Regions from separate parts of the Mus musculus genome. Here all the other regions are linked to region 2. Evidence: chromatin loops called from intact Hi-C (ENCODE). Cell type or tissue: heart. All regions are shown on one strand.

Region 1 (8,000 bases), 71 kb before region 2:
CGGACATTCAAGATGAGTTTGCCAAATGCCACACTGGGCTCTGGCTGACTAGAACAGGCAATCCTAACTGCAGGAACGGATAGGAAGCTGTAACTGGGAGCCAGCCAGACCAGGTAGGGCCAAAGGCTCTCTGTAGCTCTCACATGGACTAGCCACCTCTGTTCTTTGAGCTGACTGTGTAAATGGGGTCCATGTCTTCATCCCTCTGAGGGTGCAAACGGGCAGGGGAGGAAACACTCGTGAGAGCACACAATAGGAACTCAGCACACAGACCACAGAACGGGCCACTGTGCTGCTAGTTTGCCTTCCATGGGGATAAGGGGAGGCTGGCCAGACAATCCATCCTGAACCTGGGACTCAGTTCCCCGTTTCAGACATACTGCTAGCTTAAGGACAACGGCCGGGCGGTGGCTCAGCGGAACAGCCAGCCTCTGTGGCTGTCTGGAGACACCACTAGCTCCTCAGCCCTACTCCACAGCTGAAAAACTGAGACTCACACAAGCTGACCTTTCTTGGATCTGCTGGCCACGGGTGAGTGGGCAGAATGGGTGCTCCCACCCCGTGGTTGCCTCCTCCCTTGAGTTTCACAGGAATCTGAAGCATCCCGGCCCCAGCCCTTTTGGGTGGGCTGACAGGGAACAATTGCCTCACATCTCTGGGCCCCAGGCCCTTCGTCTCCATCACCGGGCTGTGGACAGTGGGAAGGAACTTCCTGGTTCCAGCATTGTGCAGCTTTGACAGCAAAGAGGTGTCACCTACGGGTCAGCTGCTACACATTTCCAACCAGCTCCTTGGGGGCTCAGTGCTTTAGGGTCCAGGGTCCACTCCCCCCCACCCCCAGTCCTTGTCAGCTGTCTGAGTGGTCTGGTCAAAGCACACATTAGGGGTCCTTGTCCACTGCTCAATAGTGACCACCACCACCCACTGTGCATCAGAGACCCCTGGCTCCTTTGTGGCAGGAAGTGGACTTGGAAGGACCCCCAAATGATGGTGGTAAAGGGCAAAGCTCCATTTGGCATCTCTGCCAGGGATGGGGTCAGGAGACAGAGGTTCTCCTTCGGGGGGTGGGGGGGAGTGAGCCTCACCCAGATAGGCTCAAGCCTCCAAGAGATGGAGATACTTCCAGCCAGGTGACCTTGACCTTGGACTGGGCTCTGTGGAGCAACCATTCTCCTTCCCCAAATCCCTGCTCCCTCCTCCTTTCCAGAAAACACTAACCAAGCATGTGTGGGCCAGGCCAACCGCGGACGCTGGGATAATACAGAACAGAACATGGCTACCCGTGCGAAAGGGTGTGGGTGACAAACACCTGAAACAATGCAAGGCAGAGTAAACACTCCGGAGGCCCGGTTCTGCTGCATCACCGGGGCAAGCCCCACATCTCTCCGTGCCTCCGATCCTACACCTGAAGACTGAGAGAGATGGAAGCTCCCGGCCCTCGGGATGCCCACGAGGATGAGGTTGTGCTGAGTGTTTCAGAAGCAAGACTGACCTCAAGAAGCACCGCAGACAAAGCTGTGCTTTTAAGTAGGAGCAGCAGGCGCAGGAACGCAGCAGGGTCCGACCACGCTGCCTCTGGGAAGCCGCTCTGAGGAGCTAATGTTTGCGTGTAGATGTTCGCGCAGGGATGGGAAGCCATGTGGTAGCAGTGCATTCTGGGAAGTGGGAAAGGGAAGTGCAAAGGTCTGGAGGCAGGCGTGGGCCCGGCACCCTTGTGTGCATCCACCTTTTCTAGGAAAATACTCCAAGTGAGCACCTCCTGCCTGCCACCCTCCCTGCGAGGTGCCGCGGAGTAAGATGGCCCAGTCCCTACCCTCAGAGACAAACAGCATGGTCAGGGTCATAAGATATTGCCCTAAGTCCAGTCCTCCTGGCCTCCGCTATCAGGGTGGAGCTGGCCAAAGCCCAGACTCCTTCCTGCTGTTCCTCAATGTGGGGACACTAAGTCAGCTGCAATTTACCACGCCGCATGCTCTGAATCTCTGCCATAGTGCAAGGAAGAGCAAGGGAAGGTAAGAGAGAGGGACGGAGTCATCCCAGCCTTCCTCTGTCATGGGAAGGCATGGGGATCTGAAAAAAATGCCTGTCCCTGCTGGTCACCATGAGTCCTGGCTCTGCACATAGCAAGGGGCTGGAGGCTGGAGGCTGGGGACAAGATGAAACTTCTGGGGGAGATAACATTTGACCTGATCTCTGGAGGGAGGGCATAAATCCTTTGCCAGATAGATGAAGAGGGTATCCCGGTGGGGGAGTGGGGATTGCTGTGTACAGGTCACAGAGGCCTGATAACAGGTAGCTAAAGAGAGAGGAGATGGGAGGAGACACCGGCAACACCCCAAGGGGTCTGAGGCTGTGTCAAGCAGGCAGCAAGGAGTGGTGGAGGCTTGCAAGCAGAGTTGTCTGTCTTCCCAAAGAGATAGACCTGGGTGGATGACATGGGGTCTGCGCTGGAAGAGAGGAGGCTGCAGGGGAAACTGAGGCACTGAGTAGCAATGGCTCCAGCCAGAGACCACAGCTCCAGGAAGGACCAGCAGTGGACCTGGGATGCGGGCAGCCAGACTCTTAGGACCTACACTGTCCGTGACAACACCTGTCCACTTGCCCAGAGCCTGAAGATCCTAGAGGCCACAGGTCTCTAGAGAAACCAGTAGTGTGAAGCATCTTTCCGATGGGAAAGGTGAAAAACCTGTTCTTCCGTCCAGGAAGGTGGGGCTTGGAAGTGATTAAGAGCCTGTGATCTTCATTATCTGTTGGGCCAGACCATAATACTCTAAATGACCTCTATGCTGTCTGTATGACCCATGACTCTTAGGTCCTTAAGCTAGTACAGGAAGCTTATTTCTACAACCCAGTTTCTTGGAAGAAATGACACTACCCTGAGTTGAGTTTCGATGCAATTATGTTTCCGTGTGCACTGGGGACTGCGTTACTCCAGGAAACTTTTTCCCCCTAAATTACACTAGGGATAAACCTCCTGGTACCAGGCTCCCCGACAGGTTGACCAAGTCAGTCCGCACTGGGTTTTCATCCTTCTCTCGTCCCAGGGTTTGCCTCCCTGTCTGATACCTGCGGGGGTCCTCTCATCCATTAGCCTTTCCTGTGGGTCATCTGTTGGCTGCTGCCCTGCCCCCAGACTTCCCTCTGTCTGTCTGCCATTGCAACAGACCTCCGGCATCGCAAGAACTTCCAGTGACCCACCCCCCCCCAAATTCCCATCTCTTCACAAAACTGTCTCCAGACACAAAACTGGCTCCAAGGCAAGCAGGGGGCTGCAGGAACCTATACAACCCAGGGGAACTCGAGAGGACCAGGACCCTGACCTGCCCCAGGCACCCAGCTACGGTCTAGCCCATGAGAAGTCCACGGCCTTGGCTCAGGCAGTGATGAATGGGCCATAGATGCTGCCAGGATGGGGGAGTGTGAGGTCCCACCCTGTTCCCAGGCTCTGGGGAGGAGGGGTGGGGTCAGTCTGCCCCGCCACTGTCCACTCCATCGACACTGCTACCTCTTCCAAGGCAAAGCCCACACTTTGACCTGGGAGGGGTCTGGCCAAGGAAGTGGCCCCTTTGCCCTGCCTTGCCGCCAAACAGGGGACAAGATGCTGGCTGAGGACCAAAGAAAAGTCAGGTCATTGTCAGAGAGCTTTGGGGTGAAAGCCTGCCAACTCATGTTGGGGAAGAAGGGGGTCACCAGGCTCAGTGTCGAGAGCTTTAGCCTCATTTAATGGCAGTAAATCTGACCCAGGGCTGGTGGGTGCTGTTCGGCTGTCAGAGTGCTTGCCAGCTATGCACGAATCTCGGGATCCTATCTGCAACACCTCATAAACTAAACTTGGAAGTCTAAGCCTGTAATCTGTAATACCCTTGCCTTCTGGGGAAGGATCATGTTTCAAAAGAGAGTACATACACACAGAGAAAGAGAGAAAGAGAGAAAGAGAGAGAGACAGAGAGAGAAAGAGAGAGACAGAGAGAGAGAGCTCAAAACCTTATCTAGCTGTAACCTGACTTTCAGTTACTGTCATTCTGTGTCATAGGACCCCAGGCCCACATCTGCAGATTGGGTGTACTTAGGACCTCATGAACCTCACACACACAGAGCATTACATCGCCTGTCCCTTGCAAGAACTGAAGGTTATCTTAGGGCACAGGATTCAGTGTGTGAACGAGGAATGTCCCTGCAGGTCACCCCACCTTTGTAACAGGTCAGTGCAACACACACGTCCGTTGGCCTGTAGTTTGCAGAGAGGTACTTCAGGCTGGGTGAACAGTCCCCAGTCAGCAGAACTTCTAGTAAGACTCCTGTGTCACGGGGAGTTCTTCTCCATTTACTAACTGAACTTGAGTGGCCTGGTTCAGGCCCCTGGAGCCACCAGGAATGCACGGTCACCTCCCTGCCCCTGTAGTGCCCGCTTCCCCCTTTGACCTCAGCCGGTGCTTTCTCAGCATCCTTCCTAACTCCCAGCCAGCTGCCCCACCCTGAGCCTTCAGGATGCGGGGTGAGTTGCCCGGTGGGTGTGATGGGTTTATCCATTCATCTGTTTGCTTGAGCACTGCTTTGGTCCAGAAGCAGCTGGGAGGTCAAAGGAAAAGTTTGTATCGGAGGAACATAAATTACAAGTAAGAGTGAAAGGAGGAAGGGACCTGGAAGGAACAGACCTCGAGCCAAGGGCTGGCTGAGAAGGAAACAGACCAGACCAGACGATGCCGGAACTGCTCCCAGGCTCCTGGCAGGCGAGGAGGTGCCAGCTTCCAGGTCACATGATCCTGGCTCTGAACAGTCCAAACCACAGTGAGGCGGATTCCTGCTGGGCTACAGAGACAGGGTCCCTGGGGACCTAGCCACACCCAGCCTGGGGTATCTCAGGAGAGACTGGCCATGCGGAGTTGGTAACAGGGTTCCAAACAGCAGCTCAGCCAAGCATGTCCTCTGGGTGTACCAGGGAGGGTTAGCTGTTCAGTCCGGCGGGGGGAGGGGGATATATGTGGCTGAAAACCAAAAGAAATATCTAAACTATTCCCAAGGGACACTACTGAGTCCCTGCTCCGGTGTGGAACAGGCCTGGACCAACCCTGTGATCCCTACACTCCTTGTTTATTGATAAGGTTTACCATACAAACTCAACAAGGCTTGGGGCTCCATGTAGCATCCCTGCTTGCCACAGATAGTCCCGAGTTACACCTGTTATCCCTGTGCCCACACTGTATCCATCCTTCCTTCCCACAGTGCCCAGGTTGGGTCTCTAGCCTCAGTCTCCAGCCAAGTTCTCGTCCTGATGTTCCAGTGATAATCGAGGAACCTGGCCTTGCTGTGATCCACACTTGAAAGATAAGGAAACTAAGTCTCAGACAGCTGCTCACCGAGGCAGACACACACTGGTCAGGAGATGCCCGGGACCCTCATGGATGCTCTGTACAGAAATAACTCCCACTTGCCTGTATGTTCTAATTGTAATGACCTGACCATGGATCACAGGAGAGCAGATGACCTCTCTGACTCTTGTGACCAGGCTTGCAGGTGCCACCAAATCCCCACCCTTCCGAATCATAGCCACTTCTGGCTCTCATCTGTCTCAAGTGGGGTGAACTTCCTCTAGAAAGGTCACAAACTCTACACAGCCAGCTGAGATGTGGACAGGCCCAGTGCAACAGTAAAACACGGCCCCTCATCTCTAAAGCATCATGGTTCTCAGGACAGATGTTTGCAGAGCCAAAAGTGTACCCCCCCACACACACACACCTGGGCCAGGTGCCTGCACTGACCACTGTTCTCAAGGTTGGCCCACCCTTGGCTCCAGTCCTCTGTGTTTCAGACTGCCCTGTGGGGCCTGGTGGACCTGGAGACCATAGTCAGGAGGAGGCACCAGGGAGCTAAAACAGGTCTGGGGAAAGGGGTGGACAGGCAACACCATGGTAGGGACAGAAAGGTGGAGGGGCAGAAGAAGTAATGGAGAAAACTCAGAGGAAAGAAGAGAGATGGTAGAGGGAGAGGGACTAAGGGATAGGCTATAAGATCAGAGAAAAGAGTCAAGACTTAGAGACCTGGCAGGAGCAGCCTGAGCTCTGCTCTAGGGGGTTTGAGTCCCTGGCAATGGAGAAGCCCCTGTGCTGAGCAGAGGAGGAGCCCCTGGAAGCTTATCTAGGGCTCTGGGTGACCTCACAGAAAGGCTGAGGTTTGTTTTTTATTCACTGACTTACGAAATGCTGGAGACAGACCCCAGGGCCTTTTGCACGCCCCGGCAAGGAGCTCTGCCCTGACCTGCAGCCCTGTTCGGAAGAGGCATTACTCAACCAAAGCTGTTTGGTGACAACGTGGGGGGACAGTGGTTGGGAAAGTCCTGGCAGCATCCAGAAGGGTTAAGACATCTCAGGCCATTTTATGGACTGAGCATGGGGTCAGTGACTTCTCTAGAAACTTCTACCGCCGTTGGAAGGGAGCATTGAGGAGAGCCGTAGTTCTCCTGAAAGCTTCGGTCTCCCAATTGCCTTGGGAGAGAGACAGCAGACCTGTGCTGAAACACCAGCTTGGCCCACAGGAAGCTGCCAGATGCCCACCCCAGCTGGCCAGAAGATGCGGAACTCAGCAGATTCCTACATGAGCCCCACAGGACTCTTCCCCGGTGACAGGGAAAAGAAAGTGGAGGTGGTTCAAAGTCCCAGACTTGTCCAGGAAGATGACGGAGGCCCAGAAGTTTCCTGCACATGCTCAAAACAGAACGTTTGCTATTGATGTCTCCTGGGAGGCCCTCTACTCCTGACTCAAGTTTGATCTATTTTTAGTTATTACGTTTCTGACTAGGTGATACAACTCTATTTAGAGATGTTCACACTATGTCGAACTATAAAGAGAAGCCCTACTACCCCTCCCACACCACCGTCCATATCCCAGGGCATCCTGCTCCTTCTACTAGTTTTTTGGGTGTCTTTTTATAGCCTCTGGGTAGTTACAAAGGATTTTCCTGATTTCCCTCCCACTTTGCATTGAAGAAAATATACACATGCCCTCCTTACCCAGTAGTAGATTTGGGAGATGGTAAGACATAGCTCACCCTTCCAGATAGCTGCATAGTATTTCAGTGTTAGGCTTACCAGCTTTTCAATAACCAGTTCCCCAGGGCATGTGCTCTTGCTACCAATTCCTTACTGTTAGGATGTTATCAGGCGGGGCACTTGGTCTCTGCCTAGTTTCTTAATGTAACACTGTTGTAAGCAATCTTGTTATATGTGCTACAATGTTACAACTGAATCCTTAGCCTTCCACTCCGGCTTACCAGAGTTTGTTGTTTTAAGTTTCCCTTTGTGTTATCCTTTGTAACTTTTGGTTTGTTTTGTTGGAATGTGGTGGCTGAGATGAGCACTCAGGGCTTTCCTTGTGCCTGCTAGGTAAATGTTCTGCCCCTGAAGGGCTTCTATAATGGGGAAACACTGCCCGCCCATTTTCACAGAGCCAGGCTGTTTTAAGCGGTGAAGAACGTCCTCTGAACGTCCTCTGATGCCACACGGTCCTCACTCAGCCCAGCTACACACCTGCAGCACAGTCACGGAAATACCTGCTCTGGCTCTGGTTGTGAGAGCTAGTCCTTCGGTTTCCACCTCTACCTGCTGCATCTGGGGCTGCTGCAGGGAGCAGGGAAACAGGAGCTCTGCGGGGCACCGGTTGGCTGGCTCTCTAGGCAACCCTATGGGTGTATCCGGATGGTGGGGTTCAGAGAGTAGCCAGGGAGCTAGAGAGGCAGGCTCTTCGCAGAGCACATCCCCAGTGTCATCCCTGAGACTGAGGCTGGAGCCTGTGTGTGCAAGGAGTGGGGGTGGTCTGGAGGTGACCTGGCATGCTGAGGACCCCTGGCAGTCGCCATCTTGAAATTGCATTTCTATTTTTTATTGGGGTCTAAAATAAAATAACAAAAACCCCGGGTGTGGGGTAGTGGGAGGAAGAAGCCACCTCCCAAACCCTTCAAGAAGAGTCCGGAAGAATCTTCCAGCCTGGCCCAGGAGCAGTCCCTG
Region 2 (8,000 bases):
CCTCTCCACGGAAGTTGGTTCCAACCAGTCAGTCTCTGGGGACACAGCTTTTCCCTGACTCCTCATCCACAGTCTTTAGTCCATGCAGGGAGCCTGCGCGCACTCGGGGTTCTGATGTCTGCAAAGGAACCTGCAACAGCAGCAACAGCAGCAGGCTGAGTCAACCCAGGGGGCAAGAGAGCAAAAGGGAGTGGCCCTCTTTCTGCCACAACCTTCTATCACTGCTAGCAGAAAGCTTGTCAAAGCAATCTGGGCGGGTCCTCCCATGTCAATCCAAACAATCTGGGCGGGTCCTCGGGCGGGGATCCTTACTGCAGGTAAGGCTAATTTGTAGCAAGTTAACTTGAAAACAGCCAGTGTAACACTTGACCTCTGGCCTCCACGTGACCAAACACACTAAGAAAAAGAGAGAGACACATAGAGAGCTGTCTAGCCCCATCATACTGCCCTGTGTCTTGTTCTGATCTGAACCAGCAAGAAAGGCACGCGCATGCGCAGAGAAAGGGCTGCCCGGCTCTCATCTGCCCTTCCTGATATTGAGCACTGACTAGAGTCTTGGAGCAGTTACCGTGAGGATAGTCATGGCCTACACGATAGAATCGGCAAGACAAAAAGATAGGAAACGCCCGTGACGCAACTATCTTCTAGAACAATCTTTTAAAATAAAGGCCTCGATAGCTTAAGTTCCTCTTTGTTGGGGGTCGTTAATTTTTTTGTCTGCCACATAGTAAAGTCTTGGTAATGTGTAACAAACCATTTCCAAGCTTGCAGACAGGAATGGTTCACTTGCACGTCTTAACTCTGGGGATGAAAATGAAACACGCCTACAAGTCTGCTAGAAACTAAACTTGCATTTTGATCCCCCCCCCCACCACCACCACCACCACCACCCCTGGACTTGTGACACACAGTGCCTTCCTTTTTGTCAGGGCTAGACAGTAATGGTGAGCCTTGTCAACCACGCAGTCACCATAGCAGAGAGGAAGATGTCCGGTTAGGTTTTTGTCAACTTAACCCAAGCTAGAGTCATCCAAGAAGAGGAACATCAATGGAGAGAACACCTCCATCAGATAAGCCTGTAGGCCAGTCTATGGGACATTTTCTTGACTGAAGCATTAGGGGAGGAGCCAAACCACTCTGGGTGGTGACACTCCTAGGCAGGTGGTCCTAACGGTGTAAGAAAGCAGGCTGAGCAAGCTGCTCAGTAGTGTTCAACTATTGCCCGTGATCCAGATGTGTAAGCCAAATAAACCCTTTTACCCCAACTTGCTTTTGATTTGGTGATTATCCCCAAATTGCTCTGATTCGGCAACAGATACCAAAGCACCTGGGTGGTGGCGGCGGAGGCACACACAGCTGTATTAACCCCCAGCATTCTGGAGGCAGAGGCAGATGGATATCTGAGTAACAGACCAGCCTGGTCTACATAGTGAGTTCCAGGACAACCAGGGCTGCATGGAGACGCTGGGCAGGAGACAGGGAAGGGGATGACTGGGTTGCAGGTGCCACCTGTGAAGCTACATTCTCCCAGCTTCCTGCTAATTGGCTACTAAGTGACTGGCTGCTGATTCTGCCCATTCCACACCCTGGGACAGGGTAGGTGATGCAGATATTGCTTGCTCAGTATCAGGCTCCCATCAGAGGCTGGGAATCCCTTGGCCTCTCTTCCAAGCCCCCAGAACAAGGGCTAATGGGTTTGGTGTAGGCCAGGGTCCTGACTTAAGCCACTCTGGGCAGGTTTGGAGGGTTGTGCCCAAGTACACTGTGCAGAAGCAGACGAGGAGACATCAAAGGGAAGGTAGAATGCTCCACTGAAAACTCTGGGATTCAGTAGTGTTTCCCAGGGTGTGGTTGGAATGTAGGGTCCTGCGTTGTACATCTGTTTCCTACCTCCCTTATGATAAAGAATTGGCAAGACCTAGCTGTGGCCCTTTGCAGCTGTAAGGAGCCACCTGCCTGACCCTGTGTCTCCTCATCTCTAAAAAAAAATTAGTGGCATCCTTCCTGCTCCATTGGACAGCAGGAAGGACTCTGGGGCAAAGCTGCCCCTATGTAACAGGCTTGTGTCTCCTTAATCTCTTCTTTCTGTTTCCTGTGGGGAAGGTGGCAACAGATGCGTCCCCCACAGCCCCTGTACTATGAACAGAGTCACCCGGAGATTCGGGTCCTTTCAGAACCTGTGAAACTGACCTTGTTGGAAAACAGGGTCTTTGGAGATGTGACCCTTTTGAGGGAATGTCACAAGTGATCTGGAGAGGGAACTCTCTTCAGTGGCAGGAGTCTGTCTGTCTGTCTATGGAAAGGTTTAGAGACATCAGCACATGGGAAGGTGGCATGTGAAGACAGGCAGCAGGAAAGGTGGGCATGTACCCACAGGCCAAAGAGAGCGGGGGGGGGGGGGGCTAGAGGGATGGCTCAGCGGTTAAGAGCACTGACTGCTCTTCCAGAGGTCCTGAGTTCAATTCCCCAGCAGCCACATGACGGCTCACAATTATCTGTAATGGGATCTGATGCCCTCTTCTCAAAAAGAGAAGAAGAAAGAAGAGCCAGGGACCAGCAGAAGCTGATCCTTAAAAAGGCAGGACAGGTCCTATAGATACTTCCATCCTAGATATCAGACTTCCAGAGCTACACAAGGTTAAATCCGGTCCCCTTTAACCCACCCACTTGGACAGTCCTAAGACACAGTTTAATCCAGTACCCAGCATGTGGGCCACTCCCAGGAAGCAATTGTGAAGGCAGGTACAAATCTCTAAGCTGGGAGCTGACCTGGCTGGGCTTAGAAATAGTGCTGCCAGCTCTCTCTCTCTCTCTCTCTCTCTCTCCCTCTCTCTCTCTCTCTCCCTCTCTCTCTCTCTCTCTCTCTCTCTCCCTCTCTCTCTCTCTCCCTCTGTGTGTGTGTGTGTGTGTGTGTGTGTGTGTGTGTGTGTGTGTGTGTGTGTGTGTGTGTTTTCTTTTCTGGAGACAGGGTTTCTCTGTGTAGCCCTGGCTGTCCTGGAACTCACTCTGTGAGTTTACCAGGCTGGCCTCAAACTCAGAAATCCATTGCCTCTACCTCCCAAGTGCTGGGATTAAAGGCATGCGCCACCACTGCCTGGCTTCTGCCAGCTCCCTTACAGTCATGGTTAGTACTTGGTAGTCTCTCCGGGTCATTGACTGGCTGGCCACTTCTCTTTTATACTGAGGCCCTGCTTTGAATCAGAGGTTCAGTACTGGCTGCTGACACCATCCTCACTTGAGGATGAATTGGGGAACTGGCCTTTTTTTTCTAGTCCTTATCTCCCCCGAGTTTTGACGGACATTTCCCAAGAAGCCACCCAAGCACACCACCCCAATAAAGGGAGAGAGGAAATCTCATAAGAGTCCAAATGGCCTTCATATATTAAGCTACCAGTAAGTGCAGCAGCTCAGGGTTCGCCCCCCTCGTATTCTCCAGACAAGTTCCCGTGTTAATGAATTCTAGATTCTCATTTAATAAATGTTGCGTGGGAAGCCTCGTTATTCGAGGCTTCATCAATCTCCGGCTGGCACACGGACGCCCCTGTGGAAGTACCTGAGATCGATCGAGCATGGGGCTCACGTCCTCGGTCCTCCGCTCTGCCACCTACAAGAATTCAGTAATTGAAAAGACCTTATAAATCAATACAGCCAAATTGAAAACTCCCAGAGAACAGCACATCATTCAGTGGGGGGCGTTTGTCAGGATTTCTCTCTGCCTTCCCAGGAGGGGGAGATGCAGAAGAAGGGCGAGCAGGCAGGAAGACAGCTGTTGTCCCGACCAGGGAAAGGGGTGCTTAGCGCTCGGAGTCCATTTAGCTTTGATTGCTTGTCCGGCCTGGTTTTTTTTTTTTTTTTTTTTTGACTTGGCCTGCAGTCAAACACTAGATTTTACCACTCCAGACAAAGGTTTGAATTTCTTGTAGAAAGATGGAAGTGCAGAGCTGCCTTGGTGCTAATTACACCCTAGGGAGGACCCCTCTCCAGCTAGAACAGAATGCTTGTAGCTCACCAATCGCCAAGCAGAAAGGAAATGGTGTGGAGGCCGGGAGGAACAGGAGGAAGAGGGGGTATGCTTGCCCAAGGAAAAGGAAGGTGTTTGAGAGCTGAAAAAAAAAAACATGAAGGAAATTTGAAACAATAAAAGGAAATCTTATTGTCGATCGGATTAGCCAAAACTAATTGCCCACCCTTGACAAGGCAGAGGGAGGGGGGAGACCTTTCAGCAAACAGGCAAGGGCTGCTCCAAGCCTGCAAGTCCATCCGCCTCGCCTCCTCTCCTACAGAAACATGCACAGACAAAAGGAAAAGCTGGAAGCCTGTGTCGGTCCACAGGGGGGAATAGATAATATTCCCTTAGGTTATTAAAGAGCTCTTTCAAAAAGAAACCAGGTCTCCTCGTGCCCAAGACCTATTTCTAAGTAACTAAGAAAAACTTGCAACAGTCTGTGTGAGTATGTGCACATAGCAAGTGTTCAAATATGGAAGAAAACCCTGTAAGGATGTGCGCAAGCTGTTCAGAAGTAGACCAGGAGGACAGCCTAGACTGATACTTTGTATTCTAGGCAAAGAAGAGGAAAAAAAAATCTAAGGGGGAGGACAGACCGCATTGATACTTTGTATTCTAAGCAAAGAAAAAAAATTTAAGAGAAAAACAATAGAAATAAACAAGAAATGAGGTCTGTAGATAGCAAACACAACCGCCTGCCCCTGCTCTTCTTGATTTTATTTTATTTTTACTAATTATTATTGTATTAGTGCGTGCCCCGAGATACGTGCATGCTGTGGAGGTCAGAGGACAGCTTTCAAGAGACACTTCCACCGCGGGCTACAGAGATCAAACTTGGGCCACACAGCTTATACAGCAAGTGTTTACTGAGCCATCCTTCCTGCCTTGGCCAGGTGGGTCCTCATCTTAACTGTTTAGAAGGCTTTCAGGCATATGACTTGCTTGTTCTCCTTGGTCCCTTTAGGGCTAGCCATGGGGTGTGCAGCCACCAGAAGTCACCCTAAACGAACAGGTCTAGACAATTTCAGGGACTTAGTATAAGACTTTGAGCTCACCCATTCTTGGTGTTTCTGTAAACCTTTCTTTCTGATTTGTTCCCCTTGACGCACACGAGTCCCCTGGCAATGGGTATTGTGCTCCTTCAGCCTTCTGGTTACTGAAGAAACCAAATTAAGAGAAGGTAGAGCCTTTTACACACATTCAACAAAACATCTGCTGTTCCAGCTGCCTCTGTTAAAGGCAGGACTTGGCTGGGTTTCAGGAGCAGCTAGATCCAGGAACTTGCATTTTCTCAGAAAGCACTTCACCTGCTTGTGTGTTCTTTTCTTATCTCCACACTGGAGCCTACCACTTGTCAAAGCAGTGGTAGCACAGAAAAGTCGGGGAAGGGGTCGGTTACCAATGTACATAGCTCCTTCTTACGAGTACAAAACCACAAGAATGACACACTCACCCAGGAAGCTCTGGAGTGAAATAAGATTTTATCCAAACTTTGTGAACTCAACAGGGGTGTCCCCCCAAAAGAAAACAAAAAGAAAACCCTTCACATCAGCACCCTTTCTTCCTCCTCCTTCCTTCTTCCCTCCTCCCTCCATCCTCCTCCTTCCTTCTTTCCCTCCTCCCTCCATCCTCCTTCCTTCCCTCCTCCCTCCATTCTTCTTCCCTCTTTCTTCCCTCCTCCCTCCCTCTTCCTTTCTCCTTCCCTCCTCCCTCCCTCCTCCTCCCTCCCTCCTCCTTCCTTCCTTCTTCCCTCCTTCCTTCCAGCCCCCACAGAGCCACCAGGAAGGCCTTCTGCAGAGTTGCTCTGACAGCAGACAGACCTATAGAGCATGGTGTTCAGTATCACCAAAGTCTGATCAGGGTCTCAAGGCTGCCAGCACATAGGTCACATCTCATAGAATTTTCAAGTAGGAACTTAAGGGGCTGGGTGGCCCAGTGGTAGCTTGCTTGCCCAGCATGCACAAGGCCATGCTTTTCATCCCAGCACTGCAAAGAAACACAAAAGGAAGCTGACATGGAGTCCTGGGCTTCACTCCTCCTGTCTGATGTGCTTGAGCCATGATATTCACTAGGGTTTTCTGACTGAGGCCTCTTGCCCACCCTGAACCAACCACTGTATTCAGACAAACGGACTGTTTTGATTGCCTCAATCAAACCAATGAAAGCCTATCCCTGGGGGCTGGAGAGATGGCTCAGTGGTTAAGAGCACTGACTGCTCTTCCAGAGGTCCTGAGTTCAATTCCCAGCAACCACATGGTGGCTCACAACCATCTGTAATGGGATCGGATGCCCTCTTCTGGTGTGTTTGAAGTCAGTTATAATGTACATAAAATAAAGGAAGGGAGGGGGAGAGAGAGAGAGAGAGAGAGAGAGAGAACCCATCCCTGAAGCAGGAGGCAGGAGGTGAGTCGGTGGTCCTGGGAACTTGGGAACCTATGGCTGGGTGGAACTAAAATCCAGTTCTCTAAGGAAGGAGGGTAAGGAGTGTGATCTGACCAGCTGAAGTCAGCTACTCTACCCAATCCAGCCAGCCGTCTGGGGTGTGTCCGTGTCCTTCACTGTCCACCTTGGCTGTTTTAGTCTTTTTATGTATGTGTCTGCCTGTATCTATATATGTGCACCACACGTGTTCCTGGTGTCCTATGAAATCACAACTGGAATTACATGTGGTTGTGAGCCACTGTGTGGGAGCTGAGAACCAAACCAAATGCTCTAAACTGCTTAGCCATCTCTCTTAACACATCCCTTGTGTTTTTTGAGACAGGAGCTCTCATTGGCCTGGAACTCACGGATTGGACCAGGTTGGCCAATGCACTCCCAGGATCCATCTGCCACTCTCTCCCCCATTCTGGGATCACCAGTATACTCCACCATGCCGTTTCCTATAAGGGTTCTGGAGTTTGAACTCGGATCCTTACGACAGCAAAACCCAACCAATTGAGCTGTCTCCCTGGAGACACTCATGTGGCTTGCACAGCTGAAGATATTTATTATGGGGTCTTTACAGAAGAAGTTTCCAGACCCTTCTGTGCAGGCAAATGTACCATTTTTGTTGCAATTTGTTCATGATCGCAATTTCTGTCCCTGTTCCCTCTCTGTTGAGCGACATCATGACAAGACAGCAGAGCAGACCTCTGCGAGCAGAAGAATCCTCCAGGTTCCATCGCTCCTACCCAGCTTCCTGTAAAGCCCATGAGTTCATATCAGGGCCAGAATCAAATGGAAGGAGCTTTCACAGCCTCTGGATCACAGACCGACTCCATTACCCACCGCAGAACCTCCCCGCTCAAAGATCAATGTCTTGCAGCCTGCCCAAGGCTGGCAGGCCAGGGACTGTCGCCCAGTCTTCTTAGGAGACAAACAGGAAATCATCTGTAGCGATTCCAGCCAGAAAACAGTCTTAGTTAAATGACTTTATCTCCCAGTGAGCGATGTCTGGCTGCAAAGAGAAATACAGGCTGTGCATGCTAAGCCAGCCCAGCCTGGGTGCATCCTTCCTCCACGTCAACTCAGAGCAGAGGCCTAGAAGCCACACTTTTGCAACTCCACAGTAAAGATGGTGTCTCTGTCCTTTACTGGTCCCCAAAGCACGTGTCTGCTTTTACTTCTGACTTAATTTTTCATTTTGTTTTATTTTTGCTTGCGGGCATTGTTTATTTGGTTGGTTTTGGTTTTTCAAGACAGGGTTTCTCTGTTGTAGCCCTGGCTGTCCTGGAACTTCCTCCATAAACCAGGCTGGCCTCGAACTCAGGGATCTGCCTGCCTCTGCCTCCCTAGTGCTGGGTTTAAAGGCGTGCACCACCACTGTACAGTTGTTTGTTGAGACAGGTTTGCATGTGACCCAGGCTAGCCTAGAAGTCACTACATAGCCAAGGATAACCTTGCTCTTCTGTTCCTCCCTTCCCTTTCTTCTGACTGCTGGGGTGACAGTCATTCGGCACACTTGGTATATGCAGTGTGAGACTCAAGCCCAGGGCCTCAGGCTTGCTGGGCC
Region 3 (8,000 bases), 54 kb before region 2:
AAATAAAATAAAATAAAATAAAAGGCCTCCCTTTTTCATGTTTGGGAAAGTAAGTTCTCTCGGGCCTATTTGTTCCTGAAGCTCACACAGTCTTCAGCAGCTTATACCTCCTACTGCAGGGAACAGCAGGAGAATCAGAATGCCTCTCCTTTGATGGCTCAAGTCCAACAAACACCTTGAACATTCATCTCTTGAGACCTTGGAGTAGGTCTGCAGTTTGCAGCCCACTGTAAAGCTATGGGGACTCTTTGAAGGGAGTCTGGTAAACTGCCCTGCTGTTTCCCGGAGGAGCAGGGGTTTTTTGTTTTTTTGGTTTTAGGTTGCATCTTTCTGTCTGTTTTTTTTTGTTATTGTTTTGTTTTGTTTTTCGTTTTTGTTTTGTTTTGCTTTTTTGGTTTTTTGAGACAGTGTTTTTTTCTGTGTAGCCCTGGCTGTCCTGGAACTCACTCTGTAGACCAGGCTGGCCTCAAACTCAGAAATACGCCTGCCTCTGCCTCCCAAGTGCTAGGATTAAAGGCGTGAACCACCAGGGCCATTTTGTTTTTTTGACAAACAGACTCTGTAGCTTCAAGGAGCTGCAAAGCCCCCACCCAGGGGTAACCTGGTGAGATGGAACATGCTGTGTCCCATAAGGCAGAGTTTCACTTCTCCACGCAGCCTTCTGGCCTCAACTGCTGACACAGGGCATGTGGCTTCACAGAGATCCACCAATACTTGCTTAGGAAGGAAAAAGAAACTCAAGTGTACAGCAAAGCATCAGGAGCCTAGGCAGAGGAAAACAGGAAAACACTTGTGGGCCGTCAGCCGCTCTCGGGTAGGAAGGGCATCGAACCTTCTGAAGAGCCCGTTGGCACAGAGATGGCCTCGGCTCACCTTTTAGACAGCATGATTCATAAACACTGGAACTCTAAGAAATGCTCACGAGGGCTGGGGAGGGGGCTGGGGGTGAGAGAGCTTGCCCATTAAAGGCCGGGGATGAGTGTGTGTGTGCCTGTAACTCCAACATTGAGGGGAGAAGACTTGTATATTTGGGGAGCTTGATGGTCAGACTATGGCAGAAACAGTGAGCTGTTAATTCGGCAAGAGGCCTGGTGTCACAGCAGTGAGGTAGACAGTGACAGAGGAAGATATCCAGGACCCTGCTTCTCTCTGTCTCTCGAGATGGAGAGACAGAGACAGAGATCCCAGCTCAGAGCCTCCCCTGGAATTCTGTCGATGACAGTCACAATGTCACAGGTGTCTGTGGTTCAGGGAAGAAGTCACATTAATAATCTGAAAACCCCATGATAAGGTCTGGGAAGATGGCTCAGTGGGTGAAGCGTTTGCCAAGCCAGCACAAGGACTGGAGTCTGAGCCTCAGCAACCATGTAAAAGCCGGATGTGGCAGTGAACACTTGACCCCAGTGCTGGGGAGGCAGAGGTCTGTTCTCCTATGAACATGCATGCACACACACATACACCTGCACATACATATACTGCACATACACACACTGGACCACTGTCTGCCAAGCATTATTGCCAGGGAGATCCTATCTCACTTCTCCTTTGTAAAAATTCTACTGGGTAGCTCCTGTTCAGAACCCCGTCTCACAGATGTGGAAACTGAGGCACAAACCCAGATCTAGAGCTGCGGGGCCCTATAGAGTCTGTGGTGGTCTGTCTCTAGAACCCTAAAAGGCCTCGGGTTTCTAATCTGCAAACTGGGGGTGTTACTAGAACCCTCATCGTGAGGCATGGTCGAGTCCAGAAAACCACCTCAAGATGTCATTCGTAATCAGGCATCTAAGAGGCAGGACTATAGTCCAGTCTCCCAGCCCATTCTGCAGATGCTAAAACTGGGGCCCAGCTTCTCCATGGACAGCTCTTAGGGAGGGGATGGAGGTCCCCAGGGACATAACACTGAGCTGTGCCTCAGTGAGCCCCAGGTTGCTAGGAGACAGACTAGATGAGTGACAGATTATAAGACCATGTGGAAGCAGCTATATGGGGGTGCGGAGACCTCTCTACTGGGTTGAGGTAGATAGAAGCCTGTATGGGGTTCATCTACTCCTCAAAGAGTTGGGCGAGTCCAGAGCCACTTGTCCTTGGCTCTCAGATGATATCTCGCACATGCCAGACACCCCACAAGTTTAAGCTAAGCCTTTCAGAAGAGAGTCCCGAGCCAGCCCCTTCTGCAGCTTGAGTGAACTGTGAACAGGCACACACACTGGCAGCAGCAAGGTCCTGAGACAAGCCAGCCTTGCCCTTGACAGAAGCCAGAACCACAGATCCCCTTGGAAAGGGGAAGGAGAGAGAGTTAAAGGGAAATCAAGGCTTTCTTAAGACACAGCAAACACAAGACCTCCTCCTCCTCCACTTCCTCACTGTGTGACCTCAGACCTGTGGCCTGTCCTCTCTGAGCCACATCACATAAAGAGTTGCAAGCAGAAGTCAGGAAGATCCATAGGGCTCACTGCCCAGCCAGCTAAGCCTAGTCAGTGAGCTCAGGGTCCCAGCGAGAGACCCTGCCCCATCACATAAAGAGTTGCAAGCAGAAGCATCTCAAGCAGAGGCAGGCAGCCCTAGTGTTAAGAAGGCTTCAAGGCTATTGCACCCCTATGCCATGCCATGTACAGCGTCAGCAGGAAGAAATTGCCATGACCAGACAGCTCACATATCTTTAAAAAAGGGTAGTGAAGAACTGGAGCGATGGCTCGGTGGTTAAGAGTACCAGCTGTTCTTCCAGAAGACCCAGGTTCAATTCCCAGCATTGACATGGTTTCATCAGCATCTGTATGTAACACCAGCTGTAGGGGAAGTTGATCCTCTTTTGTCCGGGACTCACGTGCACTCACATGCACAGACCCACATAGATATTGGCATGCATATATATAATTAAAAATAAAATAATTTTAAAACATGGTTTCTCCATGTAGCCCTGGCTGTCCTGGAACTCACTCTGTAGACCAGGCTGGCCTTGAACTCACAGAGATCCTCCTGCCTCTGCCTCTCTCTGGGTCTATGAGAGACCTTGACAAGGCTTATGATAATCAGAGAGTGACAGAAGAAGACACCCCACGTTCTCCCTCTGCCTGCACATCTGGACATCACACAGAGCATCACACACACACAGTGATATGGGGTCACCTATGGGAATATATCCACGGGACTAATACACAAAGCAAAACTATCCCACAAAGTGTTCATGGCAGCGCTGGTCACTCAGAATACTAAAAAACAAAAAGAGAAGTGGACCTCACAGTAGTTACATGCCCCCAAGGCCAGCCTTTGTCAGCAGCCACTGAACTGTCCTCTCGGGAGCCGGAGAGCCTGACGGGGGTGGTCTGTGGCACGGCACAAGTGGGCTTTGCTCTGAGTCGAGGAAGGATTCATCCTCACGGATGGCCTGCGGTGGCCACGCTGGTTTTCACAAACACCAGCGTCGCTCTTCAGCTCTGATTCTATGCTAGAAACTTTTCCTTTGACACACACCCAAAGAGGAGCTCCAGTCCCTGCCTGCGCGTCCCTTCCCGCCCTCTGCAGGACTCAGAACCAAGTGCTGTACCTTCTCTCCAATATCCCCCTCCGGCTCCTGCGACTTCAGGGTTTGAGAACTCGCGCTCTGGCCTCTTTCTCAGTTGTTCTGGTAGTGGCTGTTTGCTTGGAAGCATTTCTTCCATTCACAGAAGATTTCGTCTGAGCCCCGCGGAGCACAACATCCTAAGAGCCTCCCTCTGTCCTGTGTTCTGTGTGGGGACAGGGACAGAACTCAGCCTGAGAAACAGCTGGAGCGGGGAGGGGCGGGAGGAGCAGGAAACAGCCTGGGGAGGGCGGGGGCGCCAGCTGTGTGGAGTGGGCCCCCCGCCACTCCCCCAGAGGAGGCTTCGCCTGCCAGCCAGGCTGGGCTCCTGGGTGGTAACGGCCCACTAGGAATGACCCGCCCCTTGTCTGGGCGCACAACTGGAGCCGCAAATGGAGCCTTGAAACCAGGCTGCTGGGGAAGTTACTCCTGACCGACCTGAAGACCCACCCGCAGCTGGTTATCTTTGCCCGCAGTAGGGACGGTAGCAAGCCCTATGGCCTCTTGCCTGCTGTTCCCTACTTCTGAGTGCTATTCTTGCCCCTAGTGTGGCCAGATGGCTTCCAGCTCCTTCTCCGTGATGAAGAAACCTCCCCTGACAGACTACTCTGGGTTTCCACATCACAGCAAGCACTGACAGAGGTATCACGCTGTCCTGCCTGCTGCCTGTCTTCCCCAGTCTGTCCCCACCACCTGATATAGTGCCTAGTTTATTGGCACCGACAGCAACAGAATTGTTGAAGTAGCCAAGAACAAGGCAGGGTACTGGGCACTCAGTACACAACCTTCACAGTGCTAGGAACTTGATACTACATCCTCCCTACGGCAGTGGTGGTTGTGGACAGGTATTTTTATTACCCTTGTTTATTGGTAAGGAAATTGGGGCACAGAAAGGTTAAGTTTCTTACCCTATGCTACCCAGCTAGGAGATGGCAGAGCTGGAGCCCAACCAGGCTAGATCCCAGTCCTCAACCTCCAGAAGGAAGACATAACAGTCCTTGGCCTGTGTGATCCATAGCAAGTGCTTTGGTTGAGAGTGTCATGCATCACCATGCCTGCTGCAACGGGGCTGGAAGAGTAGATCACGCATGGCGGATGGAGATGCTGAGGCCGTGGACCAGAATCTGTGCCCAGGCAGCCGGCTCGGGCTCACAGCTAAGACCAAGCTGAGGTCTGTCATGGTTGGAAGCCCTGCTGCCTAAAGCTACTTACAGGTGAGGAGAGGGGAGAGAAAGAAGAAGGAAAGGAAGCAGGGGAAAGGTAATGGAGAAGGGTGAGGAGAGAGAAGAAGGGGGGAAGTAAGGGGGAGGAGAGAGAAGAGGGAGAGGAGGGGAAGGAAAAGGAGGAGAGAGAAGAGGAGGGAGGGGAGGGGAAGAAAGGGGGAGAAGGAGAGGAGAGGAGAGGAGAGGAGAGGAGAGGAGAGGAGAGGAGAGGAGAGGAGAGGAGAGGAGAGGAGAGGAGAGGAGAGGAGAGGAGAGGAGGGGAGAGGAGAGGAGGGAATACAGAGGAGGAGGAGAGAAGAGGGAGGGGAACAAAGGGAGGGGAGGAGAAGAGGGAGGGGAAGAAAGGGGGAGGAGAGAAGAATGGAGGGAGGGGAAGGAAGAGGAGGAGAGAGAAGAGGAGGGAGGGGAGGGGGAGAAGAAAGGAGAGAGAAGAGGGAGGGGAGGGGAAGAAAGGGGGAGGAGAGAGAAGAGGGAAGGGGAGGGGAAGAAAGAGGGAGGAGAGAGAAGAAGAGGGAGGGGAGGAGAAATAAGAGTGAGGGGAGGGAGGGGAAGAAAGATAGAGAGATGAGGATAAAGACAAGAGAAGAATGGAGAAAGGATAAAGAGGAGGAGGAGCGGGGGGAAGGGGAGGTCAAAGACAAAGGCAGGGAGGGGGTACCTTCTCAGCTCAGCCTCAAAGTCCTAGACAATTGGGTTGTATCTGTCACCACCTGTCTTTGTCTTTGCAGCTATAGCGGGACACCCAAGACTACATTAGTTCACAAGCGGGAGTTTCTGTAGATCTGGGTTCTGGAGGTGGGAAGCCGCCCGGAAGCTGGTGTCTAGTGGGCTTCCTGCTGCCTGTGGTGGGAAACAGGAGGTGAAGCCACACAGGAGCAGGGAGGAGAGGGCTGAGCTCTGCCTGTCAGCCTGTCAGCAGCAATGGCCTTAGTCTGCCAGAACACTTAAAACAGATTCATCCCTTAAAGGCCCCACCTCTCCTTGGGGGGGGGGGGGATAAAGTTCCCAGCAGCTACACAATGGGGACAGGTTCAAAGCACCACAATGCCTGACCCCTCAGAGTGCTACGTGCCATTCCCAATTGGCCAGTCAGTGACATTAGCACACAGAAGGCAGAACTACCCTGACCTTTCCGTTCCCCAGATAACTGCTTGAACCAGAGCCATTAAGTCAGTTCCCCAGGGTCACACAGTACCCTAGAGGACCAGCCTGTCTGAGTCCACATCTCTCCCTTCCCCTCCGATAGTTCAAAAAGCAGATCACATACTTCCGATGCACACAATGTATACATTGTAATTGTATATAGTGTATACAACACAGTACCCTAGAGGACCAGCTTGTCTAAATCCACATCTCTCTCTTCCCCTCTGCTAGTTCAAAAAGCAGATCACATACTTCCAATGCATACAATGTACACATTATAGTTATATACATTACATACAATGACACAGGATATACAGTGCCATTATGGAAGGGAGAAAAGGTAGTGAGGGAAAAACTGGACCAGAGCAAGACCAAACCCCAAACTCCAAATCCTGTAGCTCCATGTCCAATGTCAAAGAGCTTAGATGGCTCCACCCTTCAAGCCTTACTGACTGACACTGCGACACACCTCACTCTCTTGTGCTGCTTCCGCACCTTGTCTGCAGCATCTCCAACATCTCGGGGTCTCCAACGTAACCTAGTATTCACCCTCAGGAAATGGCCTCCTCCATGCAGGACATCCCGGACACACACCCTTTATCCAACGCCTTTACTCCCGTATCCTCCATGGCTCTAAAGTCAGAACTACATGCTCGATGCCACCAAATTCTGCCAGCTTAGCTGTGTGGGATCTTGCTCTGAAGGCACCAATCCCTTTATTCCACTTAGCACGGGCCAGTCTTTAGAAGGCTCAACTCCTGAAGTGCAGGACTTGCCTCCAATATTACACTCTGCTGTTCTCCTCATCAAACTACCCTTTAGATTTTTTTCATCCTGCTTGCTCTGTTTCATTGTAGCACATTGTGATTGCTGATGACCCCATGACACAGTCACTAGTAGGCTGTCTCCAAATCTCTGCCAATGAAATTACTCCAAAATTCTTCAGATTCTTAGGATAAGAACAACAACAAAATCAATAACAACAAAAAAAAAAACAAAAACAAACAAAAAAGGGGCTGGTGAGATGGCTCAGTGGTAAGAGCACCCGACTGCTCTTCCGAAGGTCCAGAGTTCAAATCCCAGCAACCACATGGTGGCTCACAACCATCTGTAACGAGATCTGACGCCCTCTTGTGGTGTGTCTGAAGACAACTACAGTGTACTTATATGTAATAATAAAAAAAAAACCAACAAACAAAAATCAGCCACATATTCTTTGCCAAAATATCACAAGGTTAATCTCTAACCCAGCTGCTAATATAATTCCCCTCGGAAACTTCGGGAGTTGGGACTCTACAGTGCTCTCAGCGCTGAGATCTTCCACGTTCCTAATACGATGGCCCATTAAGTTCTGCTTACAGCTTTCAACCACTTTCTTAGTCCAAAGTTCCAAACTTTTCCGCATCCCCCATAATCCCCCATGGTCAGGCCTGTCACCAACGGTTCCCTCCTTGGTATCACCTTCGGTCTCAGTTACTGTTCTACTGCTGTGAAGAGACACCATGACCAAGGCGAGTTAGAAGAGAAAGCATTTAGTTTGGGAGCCACAGTTCGGGGGGGGGGGGGGGGGGGGCTTCCTGAGGGAGAGGAGACCAGGCTAGAGCAGGTTGAAGCTGGAGAGGACCTGCGAAAACTGAGACAGGCATCGTTGTCCCACTGTTGGACTTTGGCATCGCAGATGCCATGGGGCAGAAACCATTTTTATCCCCGAGTGAGAAGCAGCACAGAGACTGAAGTCAGTTCCCCAATGGCACACAGCCACGTGTGGTAGAGCTACCTTGTTTCCCCTGTGTGAAGGATTCTGCAGAAGTCCAGATCGTCCCAGGCTCCGCCCCCCAGTAGCCCAAGCTCCGCCCCCAGTAGCCCAGGCTTCGCCTCCCAGGAGCCCAGAGCAGAGTCCACAGGTCAGACCTGACCCTAAAAGCTACTTAAAAATGGAAATCAGAAATCGTAGCTGGGCAGTGGTGGCCTTTAATCCCAACACTTGGGAGGCAGAGGCAGGCGGATTTCTGAGTTCGAGGCCAGCCTGGACTACAGAGTGAGTTCCAGGACAGCCAGAGCTACAGAGAAGGGGA

What was found. Peaks named below come from ENCODE experiments on the same cell type or tissue, not always from the same donor. Only the 100,000 strongest peaks of a DNase experiment are listed, where the experiment ranks them.
Region 1: a loop joins it to region 2, with 1.9 times the contacts of the local background. A loop is called at or near these places in 2 of 42 quality-filtered maps.
Region 3: it touches region 2 in a loop (2.0-fold over the local background); 4 of 42 quality-filtered maps call a loop at or near these places.

The regions. Positions count from the first base shown.
Region 1 is chr5:113,629,726-113,637,725 of GRCm38, forward strand. All of the region lies in intron 1 of Cmklr1 (chemokine-like receptor 1), which reads right to left. Among named protein-coding and RNA genes, the nearest start is that of Gm15736, 10 kb to the right of the region's middle. In heart, no CTCF peak of the experiment used is centred here; DNase peaks (open chromatin) are centred at 3,466, 4,776, 6,216, 6,606 and 2 weaker places; H3K27ac peaks cover 3,027 bases; H3K27me3 peaks cover 740 bases.
Region 2 is chr5:113,700,345-113,708,344 of GRCm38, forward strand. All of the region lies in intron 2 of 1700069L16Rik (RIKEN cDNA 1700069L16 gene), which reads right to left. Among named protein-coding and RNA genes, the nearest start is that of Gm46919, 5.6 kb to the left of the region's middle. In heart, no CTCF peak of the experiment used is centred here; a DNase peak (open chromatin) is centred at 4,107; H3K27me3 peaks cover 1,898 bases.
Region 3 is chr5:113,646,677-113,654,676 of GRCm38, forward strand. It overlaps Cmklr1 (chemokine-like receptor 1), which reads right to left and starts at 3,714. Exons shown (of 3, transcript NM_008153.3): 1 at 3,545-3,714. Gm52823 (a long non-coding RNA gene) reads left to right here and starts at 4,068. Exons shown (of 3, transcript XR_003955975.1): 1 at 4,068-4,201; 2 at 4,482-4,773; 3 at 5,511-6,895. In heart, CTCF peaks have their summits at 3,519 (motif pointing left) and 7,073 (motif pointing left); DNase peaks (open chromatin) are centred at 675, 2,235, 3,865, 5,715 and 1 weaker place; H3K4me3 peaks cover 1,636 bases; H3K27ac peaks cover 1,187 bases; H3K27me3 peaks cover 3,882 bases.